2 separate regions of the Homo sapiens genome follow, and region 2 is linked to region 1. Evidence: chromatin loops called from intact Hi-C (ENCODE). Cell type or tissue: CD4-positive, alpha-beta T cell. All regions are shown on one strand. Each heading gives the region's core, and the rest is flanking DNA. Links, peaks and the distances in the headings are about the cores only.

What was found. Hi-C counts contacts between places; a loop is a spot of excess contacts. Peaks named below come from ENCODE experiments on the same cell type or tissue, not always from the same donor. Only the 100,000 strongest peaks of a DNase experiment are listed, where the experiment ranks them.
Region 2: it touches region 1 in a loop (22-fold over the local background); 1 of 110 quality-filtered maps calls a loop at or near these places.

What each region holds. Positions count from the first base shown.
Region 1 is chr12:25,858,011-25,863,400 of GRCh38, reverse strand. No RefSeq gene overlaps it. Among named protein-coding and RNA genes, the nearest start is that of MIR4302, 13 kb to the left of the region's middle. In CD4-positive, alpha-beta T cell, for the core only: no CTCF peak of the experiment used is centred there; a DNase peak (open chromatin) is centred at 3,260.
Region 2 is chr12:25,588,102-25,593,491 of GRCh38, reverse strand. It overlaps a transcript of LMNTD1 not described here. Among named protein-coding and RNA genes, the nearest start is that of LMNTD1, 38 kb to the right of the region's middle. In CD4-positive, alpha-beta T cell, for the core only: no CTCF peak of the experiment used is centred there; no DNase peak of the experiment used is centred there.

The DNA.
Region 1 (5,390 bases), core at 186-5,185:
ATCGTTAAACATTTTTTCCAGTGGAGAAAGCTTGTTATCTCCATTTCTTCATGAATTATTGAAAAAATGAGATGACTAACACTGCGGGTGTCAGTTCCATGCTAGGATGACATACATGCAATCCATTGTGACCTCTAGGTAAAGGTTAACTCAACCCTGACAAAATTAGGAAATATAGTCAAAGTGGGAAAAATACAAAACAATTTGATTAAGCTTTGCTTTCTCTAAATAAATGAGATTTTATGCATAGGAGCTAGAGTGATTCACAGGCATCCATATTTGTTTGTTGTACTCAAAATTGTAATTAAAATATTTATTTTGGAAAAAACTGAAGAAATATTATATAGAAATAAAATGACTCACAACATATTCAATGGCAGACCATATCTGTCCATTGATCATAATACTTGTGTATGGTTTGGAGATAAATACACACACACACATATAATGGAAGATAAGAAAATTGGACATTATGCTTTGAGTTATATGTATTTTAACCATTTTTTTTGAGAATATAAAAATTGGTGGGTGTAGCAGGTTTGGAATTGGTACATTTGTTTTTCATATTATTGGGAAAATAGAGTAAGATATTGTGAGAAAATACTTATAACCTACACATACTACATTCAACACAAAAGAATATGTACAAATTAATAAGAAAAAACCTCATTGTAAAACAGGCAAAATATACTGTTGCATGAAAGAATGCCCAATCTCAATTGTAATCAGTGAAATACAAATTTAAACAATAATAAAATAATATGTTTCCCATTGAATTGGCAACAAAAAGGTATAATGCCCTTGTTAGTTGTGAGGTTATGGGAACATAAGTGCTACTGATGGAAGTATAAAACAATATTGCTTTTTAGAGAACAATTTGAGAGTATATTAAAATTTTAAATGTATATATCCTTTAACCTCACAATTGGACTTACAGAATTTATCCTGTAATATATTCATACACATGCACAAATATATATGTATATCAATGTTCCTTGCAGTCTTGTTCATGATACCAAAAAAGGCTATATCTGAATGTTCATTTTTAAGGCAATGATTATAAAAATTATGGTTTTATAGACTGTTATGAATTCATTAATCAGATAACTTTCTATTGGGGACCATATAATTTATTGTCCAAAAGAAGTTACTTTTAATAGTGAAAGATGGCACTATGAATAATTGGATAAACCTGAAAATACGATCACTGAACTCGGTATGCACTGATGTGGAAAACTGTTCAATGCACATTGTTAGGTAAAGAGAGTACTTTACCAGATATGTATGTAAAATTTTAATCTTCCAATACTAAAACTCTACAGGTGCATCTTTGTGTAAATGGATAGAAAGAGGTACACAAAATACATGGCAAACTGCTAACTTTTGTTATTGTGGGGAAGAGAGTGGAATTGGTGAGAAGGTTGAAGGTAAATTTGTTCTTTTAAACTCAATCTATGTCTGTAGTAATTGATTTTTTTAAACAATAAGCAATCATTTATGTATTACAAAATGAAGTAGAAATATAAACCTTCCAAAACTAAAGAGCGTGAAAAAAGTCTTTAGAAACATTACCCAGTAATTTGGTTTTGTTAATTGTGGTGATTGCTTTGGCTGACACGGTCATCTTCAAGTGAAGCCTCGAAGATGTTTAACTATAAAACTGAAGGCAATGGAATCACTCTCAGCAAAAACCTTTCTCTATAGTAATGAACAAAGAGCATTTTGTTGCTACCGGATATAATTGAAAGTTGCAGTTTTGAATAAGCACACATTCTCTGTTATGCTAAAGAATTTAATACGGCTTGATAGTCATTAAGGATCAGGTGAAGATTGGCTATAAATTAATTTTCTTAGAAAACATGCCCTGATTATAGTGCTTTATACAAAAGTCTGTGTTGATGGAAACAGTTCAGACTATATCTGACTTTGCCAGAGGCTTCCTGGTGGAAAAAACAATAACTGGCTGCAGGGTTCTTTCCATGGTAATGATTTTGTTTGTCAATCGGTGAGGTCTTGGAACACCATGTTTGCATGACTGATGGTCACACTGAAATAGCAATTTATTCACTGGGCAAATAGTCACTGAGTTTCTACCATGTGCCTGACACTGTTCTAGGTACTAGAGACACAGCAAAACATCAAAATCTTCTGCCATTGTAGGACTTGCTTTCTAGTTGTGGATAGAAAATAGACAAGAGAAGTAAAATAGTAAGTCTGTTAGATTGTGGTGAGTGTTAAGAAAAATATAAGCTGTGAAGAGAGTACTGAGAGTGGGAAGAATATTTTATTTTTTAGTAAAGTGATAAGGGAAGGAAAAGACCTGAATTGAGGGAGGTGAGGGGACAAGCCAGGAAGATAACTTGGGAAAACAAGAAGAGCAAGTGCTCAAAGTCCGAGCGAGCTTCCCCCGAGTCTTTGAGGTTCAGAAGGAGATGAGCGTGGCTGCCCTGAAATGAGTGACGGGGAAAGAGTAGAAGGAATTGAATTGAGGTCAGAGAGTTGGGAGTCTGCTCTCGGTCTTGTGGGTCATTGTAAAGACTGACTTTTACTCAGAGCAAGATGGGGAGAACGGAAGAATTTTGAGGAAGAGTGAGATGATTTGACTTACATTTTAGGAGGATCATTCTTCAAGCTCTTTACTCTACCAGCTGCTCTCATCCATTTAAGAAGTTGACTCACCAGGGATCAGACTGACCATTACATTATTTTAAAGCATGTACTTCCAGGTAGCAGTTGATAAAAGATACGTTTTAAAATGCACATAACATAGAGATCTTAATTTAGGATAACCACAAATGAAAATAACATTAGACAACATTTTCCTAGTCCATGGAACCAGAAAGCTAACAGGTTTATATTCACATGTCTTATATTAGAAGGAAAAATTCAGAAAAATTGGCATGTTGGATAGAAATGGAGAGAGATTAATTCTCTTAAATCCACCTCCTTGGTTCATGACATCATTTCTTCCCTGGAGGACTGAGGTAATCTCCTCCTAACTGGTTCAGACGCTTTGAACCAAACTTCCCTTCTGCCAATACCATAGTTAAGGTATTGGTTTTTTTCTAAAGCACTACAACAAGCTTCCTCTAACCTGTCTTTCTGCCTGCTTTCTTGCTTTGCCTTTGATATATTTTCAGTTGTGTTATCAGAGAACGTTTTCTTTTATAGAAATGCAGAGTGTTCAAGTTAACGTCAAACTCCTTAGGATGACGCAGAGGTGTAACGCTCTCACCTGGTCCTGCCCAACTTATCTAGTCTGCTCATCTCATTTCGCAATGTCTGTACCTATCTGTGAAGAACCACGTACAACTTCCTCAATGTGCTGTGGTTTCCCTTGATCTCATGCTGTTGCACATGCTACTTTCTTGGTTAATTTCTACCTGTCATCCGAGACTCAGTCCAGGTGCTACCACTTTTCAGAAGCCAGAGTTACCTGCCTTTCCTATATATAACCACAGCACATTTTGCAATTATTATAACTGCTGGTTTACTCCATTGGCTTATAAGTTATTTGAAGAGAGAATCTTAATATTATTCACCTTTGTATTTCCAAGACCTAACATATGGTAGATGATAAATAAATTATCCGTAGAGGAGATAAACAAAGTAACATAAAGAAAGTAAGTAGAGGAGACTGGTCTGTAATATAAACATCAACGCTGTCCTGGATTGTAAACCATAGACAGAAATGGAATAAAGATGCTAACAACTGACTGAAGTCCTATGAGGCAAAAGAAACTGGGTCAGCTCTCTCTCTTGCCTGTAATTGATCAGCTGCTTTTAAAAATATATATCTTGCAAGTATATTAAGCAGAACTTGCAAGTTATGGCTCTTTTACCATCATTGCCCCTGGTGTTTCAAATGAAGATTTTTACAACATATGCATTTGTTAGATCTGCATATTTATGGGTTTTTTCCTTAAAATTCCAAAACTTTTGAAGGTATCAGAGTAACCTCTTGATAGTTAGACAAGAATAAGAATTGCGCATCTAACTCATAACTGTTGTGACATTGATTTAAAGTCTTCCAGTCAGTTGTCCTGGGATTCCAGTGCAGGCTTGCAAAGGAGTCATAAAAGTGCTTCTTTTTGTGACAGTCAAAGTCTATGACAGTTAAATGGAGTTGGGCATAGGGATAACAAAATGCGTTCACTTAATTTAACAAATATTTGACCAGCTATAATGGTCAGGTGCTGACCTAGATCTTGGTGATATAATTTTAAATTAAAAAGTTCTCTGCCCCAGATCGTTTGTATTAGAATGTCTCCTCTTTCCATTCTGTAAATGAGTGTGATGGTAGAAATGATATAATCAAACTATTCAACAGGTTTAATTTGCTCTTGAAAATGACAGAGAAGTGGAAGAAATCTGAAAACTTAGCTTTCTGTCACACCCCTGACAATTTCCTGGACAGCCCAAACTGAACCAAAAAAAAACTTCACTCAGACTAGTTCCTCCCCTGAGGGTGCTTCCTCATGAAACAGAGACCTACTTATTTTCAACACAACATTTTACAATTCTGCTTTGCCTGAATTCCTTCTCCCATATATAGGTTTTGGTGTCATGTTGGAATTTCTAGACAGTCTACAAAATTTATTTAAAAATTTTTCTTGAATTCGGCCACTTTATAGTTGTGTTACAAAATTTAAAAAGAGAGTGATACTACTTCAGCTCATAGAGTGACAGATTGAGGACATATTAAACCTCTTCGTTTACGTTGGACTTAATGAGAAACTCAAGGCATTGAATAACAAATCACTTTTGCAATCAACTTGTAGGGTAAATTGAATAGTTTCTTAGTGGTAATAAGGAATCATATGTTTCACTGTGGCCATTATTCCTTTGGCATTTATAAATCTCTAGTGTAAGTATCCATCCACAGTAGCCAGTTGCTAGTTCACCACCATAGCAGTAACTGAAATTTGCAGACCATGTGTTAAATTAGTGAATGGGTCCAATGATTTGGACAATTCAGTTGGAGGTGTCTGAAGTGTCATATTGATTTTAGCCTTCTAATTTCCAGGGAGGATTTGGTGGGTGAGATATTGCCAAAAAAGGTTGAAAAGAATGATTCAGAACTAGGGTCATGAACAGCAAGTGAGCTGGAACTGGTATTCTTGACCCAAAGGACAACCTTAGATCACATTGTAATATATTTTTTTCTATTACTATTTTCTGTTAGGTTTTAAAGTTATTCCATTTCTATTACTAATGTTTTCTATTTCTATTACAATATATTTTCCCATTACTAGCCCGTTAAGACAGATCAATGGATTAAAAAAAAATTGCTGGCAGTTCTACCTCTTATTTGGAAGAATGTTTAAGATGTTTCACTTACCTCTCAAGAATCTCTCAATCCACAGAAAATGTCACTCCCATGACCTTAA
Region 2 (5,390 bases), core at 108-5,107, 270 kb after region 1:
GGCTTCCTGAGAGCTGATCTGTAGTGACTGTTATCTCTCTTCTGGATCTAGCCACCCAGCAAATCTACAAGGCTCCAGGCTGGTACTGGGGGTTGTCTGCAGAGAGTCCTGTGATGTAAACCATCTGTGGATCTCTCAGCCATGGATGCCAGCACCTGTTCTGGTGGAGGTGGCAGGGGAGGAAAATGTGCTCTGTAAGGGTCCTTGGCTTTGGTTGCTTAATGCACTATTTTTGTGATGGTTGGCCTCTTGCCAGGATTGGAGCTTTCAGTAGAGCATTAGCTATGGTAGTATGGTGGTGAGTGGGGCCCTAGAACTCCCAGGAGTATATGTCCTTTGTCTTCAGTTACCAGGGTGGGTAGGGAAGGACCATTAGGTGGGGGCAGGGTGAGGCATGTCTGAGCTCAGACTCTTCTTGGGCGGGTCTTACTGCAGCTGCTGTGGGGGGTGGGGGGTGAGATTCTCCGGTTAATGGAGTTGTGTTCCTAGGCGGATTATGACTGCCTTTACTATGTCATGCAGGTTGTCATGGAAGTGGGGAAAAGCTGGCAGTCACAGGCCTCACTAAGCTCCCACACAACCCAAAGGGCTGGTTTCACTCCCACTGTGGCCCACCCCCTACAACAGCACCAAGTCTGTTTTCAGGCAGTGGGCGAACAGGGCTGAGAACTTGCCCCAGGCTACCCACTTACCAGCTGCAAAACCAAGTAGGACGTTTGTTCTTCCCAGGCCTGTGGAGTCTGCACACTGAATTCATATCTTTCTCCAAGTCCTGGCCAGGAGACTTCTCAATCAGTTCAAACTGTTACAAAGTTCAGCTAGAGGTTTCCTGCTCCCTGTGGCCTTTTTCCAGTGCCTCTGACTGCCCCCCGCCCCAAGGACCCTGTGAGGCAGGGCAGAAATGGCTTGCCAGGGGACCCAGTGAGTCCACAGGGCTTTTCCCGCTGCTTCCTCTACCCTGTATTTTGTTTGGCTCTCTAAATTGATTCAACTCCAGGTAAGGTCAGAATTTTCTGCCATAATCTAGACCTTCAGGTTCCCTAGTGGGGGTGTTCCAGGGCAAATGATCTCCCTTTCCCACTTCCAAAGTTTGGGCACTCACAGTATTTGGGGTGTCTCCTGACTCCTGCAGGAGCAATCTGCTTCCTTCAGAGGGTCTGTGGGTTCTCTTGGCTTTCCTAATGTATGCCTGCAGTCATTCTGGAGCAATAGTTCACGATGCAAGCCTCCACGTGCTGCTCTGTCCATTCAACTGGGAGCTGCAATCTAGTTCTGCCTCCTGTCCACCATGATCCTCTCCTTCTGATACCATGTTTTTCTGCATGATGTTGATCCTTGTAGATATTCTTCAGTGTCTGGGCACTCAAGACTTAGGTGTTCCTTGGAATCCTCTCACTCTGGGCTTGTTTGTACCTGTCCTTCTTGGGAAGGCTTTCTAGATATTCAAGAGAACTTAGGCGTTATAATTTAAGTTGTATCTGCTTTAGAAGGCACCACAAACCCAATAACTCTGTGGTTCTTGCAGACTCATAGAGGTACTACTTTAATGGCCTTGGACAAGATCTGGAAGAATTATCTGGGTTACCAGGCAGATTATTGTTCTCTTCCCTCACTTTCTCCCAAATAAATAGAGTCTCTCTCTCTCTCTCTCTCTCTCTCTCTCTCTCTCTCTCTCTCTCTGTTCTGAGCTATTAGGAGCTGGAGGTTGTGTGACAGAAGCACCCCTGTGGCCACCACCACTACAAGTGTGCTGGGTCAGACCTGAAGCCAGTACACAGCTGAGTCTTGCCTAAGGCTTGCTGTTACCACTCCCTGGCTATGCCCTATGTTTGCTAAAGGCCCCAGAGCTTTATAAAAGCAGGTGGTAAGGCCAGCCAGGCCTGTGTCCTTCCCTTCAGGGTGACAAGTTCCCCCAGGCCCTGGGCATGTCCAGGGGTGCCGTCCAGGAGCCAGGGACTAGAATCAAAAATCTTAGAAGTCTATCCAGTGTTTTGTTATATTGTTCTGCAGCTGAGATGGCACTCAAACCACAAGACACAGTCCTTCCCCCTCTTCCATCCCCTTTCCAAAGGCAGAGGAGCCTCACCCTGTGGCCACCACCACCACAGGCCCACATGGAGTACTGCTGCTAAAGCCCAAGGGCTCTTCAGCCACCTTGTGGTGAATGCTGCCTGCCAGTGCAGTGCTAGTGGTGGTAGCCACAGGGGTACTTGTGTTATACCACTCCCAGGTGGCTCAGAACAGAGTGAGAGACTCCATTCATTTGGGAAAAGTAAGGGAAGAAAACAAGGATCTTTGCCTGGTAACCCACTCTGGCCTAGGGCAGGTCCAGAAATGCCATCCAAGAGCCATGTCCTGAAATCTGGGACCCCAAGAGCCTGCTTTGTGCTGTACCCTGCTGTGGCCAAGCTAGTACCTAAGGTACAAGACAAAGTCTCCTTTGCTTTTCCCTTCACTTTTCTCAAGTAAAGGAGTCTCACTCTGTAGCCAATGCAGCATGTGCTAAGCCTTAACTGTAGCCAGCCAGTGTTAGAGTCTTACTCAAGGCCCTCAACATAGTACCTGGGTATTGCTGCTGGTTATTCAGGACCCAAGGGCTCTTCAGTTAGCAAATGATGAATTTTTCCAGGATTAGGTCCCTCCCTTCAATACAGCAGATTCCCTTCTCGTCCAGGGTCCTCCCTTTCCTGGAGCTAAGTCCTGGAAAGGGGGCCTCACAACTCTTACTGGTGCTCTATCCTGTTGTGGGCTGAGCTGCCTATCACAGCTCTATCCTGCTGTGGCTGACGTTCAAGATGCCAGACAAAGTCCTCCATACTCTTCCCTCTCCTCTCCTCAAGCTGAGGCAAGGGGTCTGTTTTTAAGCCACAAGCTATGCAGCCTGGGGCTAAGGAAGGGTTGATGCTAGCACCCCCTTAGACACCTCGCTGGTTTCTCAGTAGGTCACATGACCCCCTAGTCCACTGGCTCTGGGACCAGTCCAGCACTAGGACTCACCTAGGAGTTGCAGTCCTTGTGGCCTAGACTGTCTTTCAAGTTTATTAAGGGCCCCAGAGCACTTTAGCCTGCAGTGGCAAGGCTTTGGGAAACTCAAGTTCGGACTGCTGAGATGGGAAATTCCTCTCTGGCTAGGCTACTTTAATTGCTCTCTCCATGGTGGGCATCAATAGAGATGGTCCTTTTTTTTCTGTTATAATAAGGCAGCAGTGAGTTCAGTGCCTCACAATTGCTGTGATCTCCTTCTCCCACGCACACTGAAACACTCTCCTCACCACACTGCTGCTGCCAGGAAGTGGGGGACGGTTGGTGTCAGTGACTAAAGACTGTTTATCCTACCTTTTCAGTGGCTCTTTTGGCAATATGAAGTTAGAACCAAGTATTGTGTGTACTCAGCTGATTTTTGGTTCTTATAGAGGTGCTTCTTTTGTGTATAGCATGTAGATAGTTGTTAAACTGGTGTCTTTGTAGGGGGCATGATTGGTGGAAACTTCTCTTCCACTGTCTTGCTCTGCCCCTTCTCTGGGTTTGTAATTCCCACAAATGTGCCAACTCCCTGTACCTAGTAAACTGGGTGAGACAGGTGGTGGCTACTTCAAGCTCAGCCTTGGTGGATAATTCTTTTTCTGCGAATGCAGATACTCACAGAGTAACTGGTTCTAAGAGATCTACACAATGAATAATTAAGTTTTACCATCTACACTCTCTTCAGCCTAGTTTATAGACAAGAAAGCATTTTTATAGTTATTCTGTGGAGAATATTTGTGCCATGAAGATTTTAAATCTCATCATCCCTTCCTGGAAATTTGGCTGGTCTGGAGCATCAAAACAATAATCAAATTCCTAATTTTTAATGTAAAAAGTATAAAATGAAATAGATAACATATTGAGAAAAGTATACATAAAGTATATGTAATTTAAAAATAAGTAAAATGAACAAACTCATGCCTACCACCCAGCTTAAGAAACAAAACAAATACAGCATTAACTATGTCTTGAAGTCACCTGTGTCTCCCTCCATCCCCAATCCCAGCCCCTATAAAAGGCAATCTCAGCCATTATCCTGAATTTTCTATTTATCAATTCCTTGCTTTCCTTTGCAGTTTTACCACTGTTGTATGTATCCCTAACGTGCATATATGTGTGTGCCTATAATTTTGTAAGTTTTTAACTTTATGTAAAATACATCATATTTTTCCCAATAATTTGTTTTCTTTAACATGTTTATGAGATTCATTCATGTAGGTGTGTGTGGCTCTAATTGATTTCTGACTGTTATATACATAGACATTTTATTCTTTTTCCAACTGATGAACATTTGGGTTGTTTCCAGAACTTTGCTATAATAAATGATGTTGCTATGAACGTCATTGTACATGTACCTTGGACAGTAATGGCTGGGTTATGGGTACCTATGTCTCCAGCTCTGTTAGATAATCCCTAGTTGTTTTCTAATTCGGTTTCTAGCAATGTAAGAATTTCTGTTCCTCTATACCCTTACTAAGACTTAATGTTGTCTTATTGTGACTTTTAAAACATATTTTATGAGTATTAAATAGTATCTCATTGTGATTTTAATTTGAATTTCCCTGGCTACTAATAATGTTGAGCATATTTCTTATATTTAATGAACATTGAGTTCTGATTTTTTTCCCATTTTCTTCTGAGTATTTGACTTTTACTTATTGATATATAGGCTTTCCTCCCTTTTTAATTGTGAAATAATTTGCAAAAATACATAAAACATCTATGTACAGTTTAATAAATAATTTAAAGGAAATAGCTGTGTAAGGACAACCTAAGACAAGAAATAAATATTTCCAGGACCTCAGAAACCCCACGTTTTGCTAATTCAATCCCATCTTTTGCTCTAGAAGGAATCATTACCTTGATTTTTTTTTGACAATCAATTCTTTGCTTTTTTGATAGTTTTACTATGTATGCATCCCTGAACAATATAGTTTAATGTGGTCTATTTTGAACTGTATGTTATTTTTATACTTTTGGCTTTTACTTCTTTACATCAATATTATACTTGTGAAAGCATGATTTCATAGCTCATCTTGAAGTGTCCAGAATTTGTGGTCTATCTTATTTTAGCCCTACAGCTTGGCCTATAACTCAGATTTACATGGGATTATCTGAGTTGAAATTTAAATAAACTTAAAACAAACTAGTACTCATCGAATTCCACTTACGTCTCCCATTTTACCCAAATTTACAAATCTCTCCATGTTAATTCCAGATGAGTCAGGAGATTTGATTAAATTTCTAGTTAGTTGCTATAGTAGCAGATTTATTTTTGTTTTATTGGTACCTTATTCCTGAACATTTTCCATTTAGTATAATCAGTAATTAACTTTTATACACCCACACTTCACATTTACTATCTC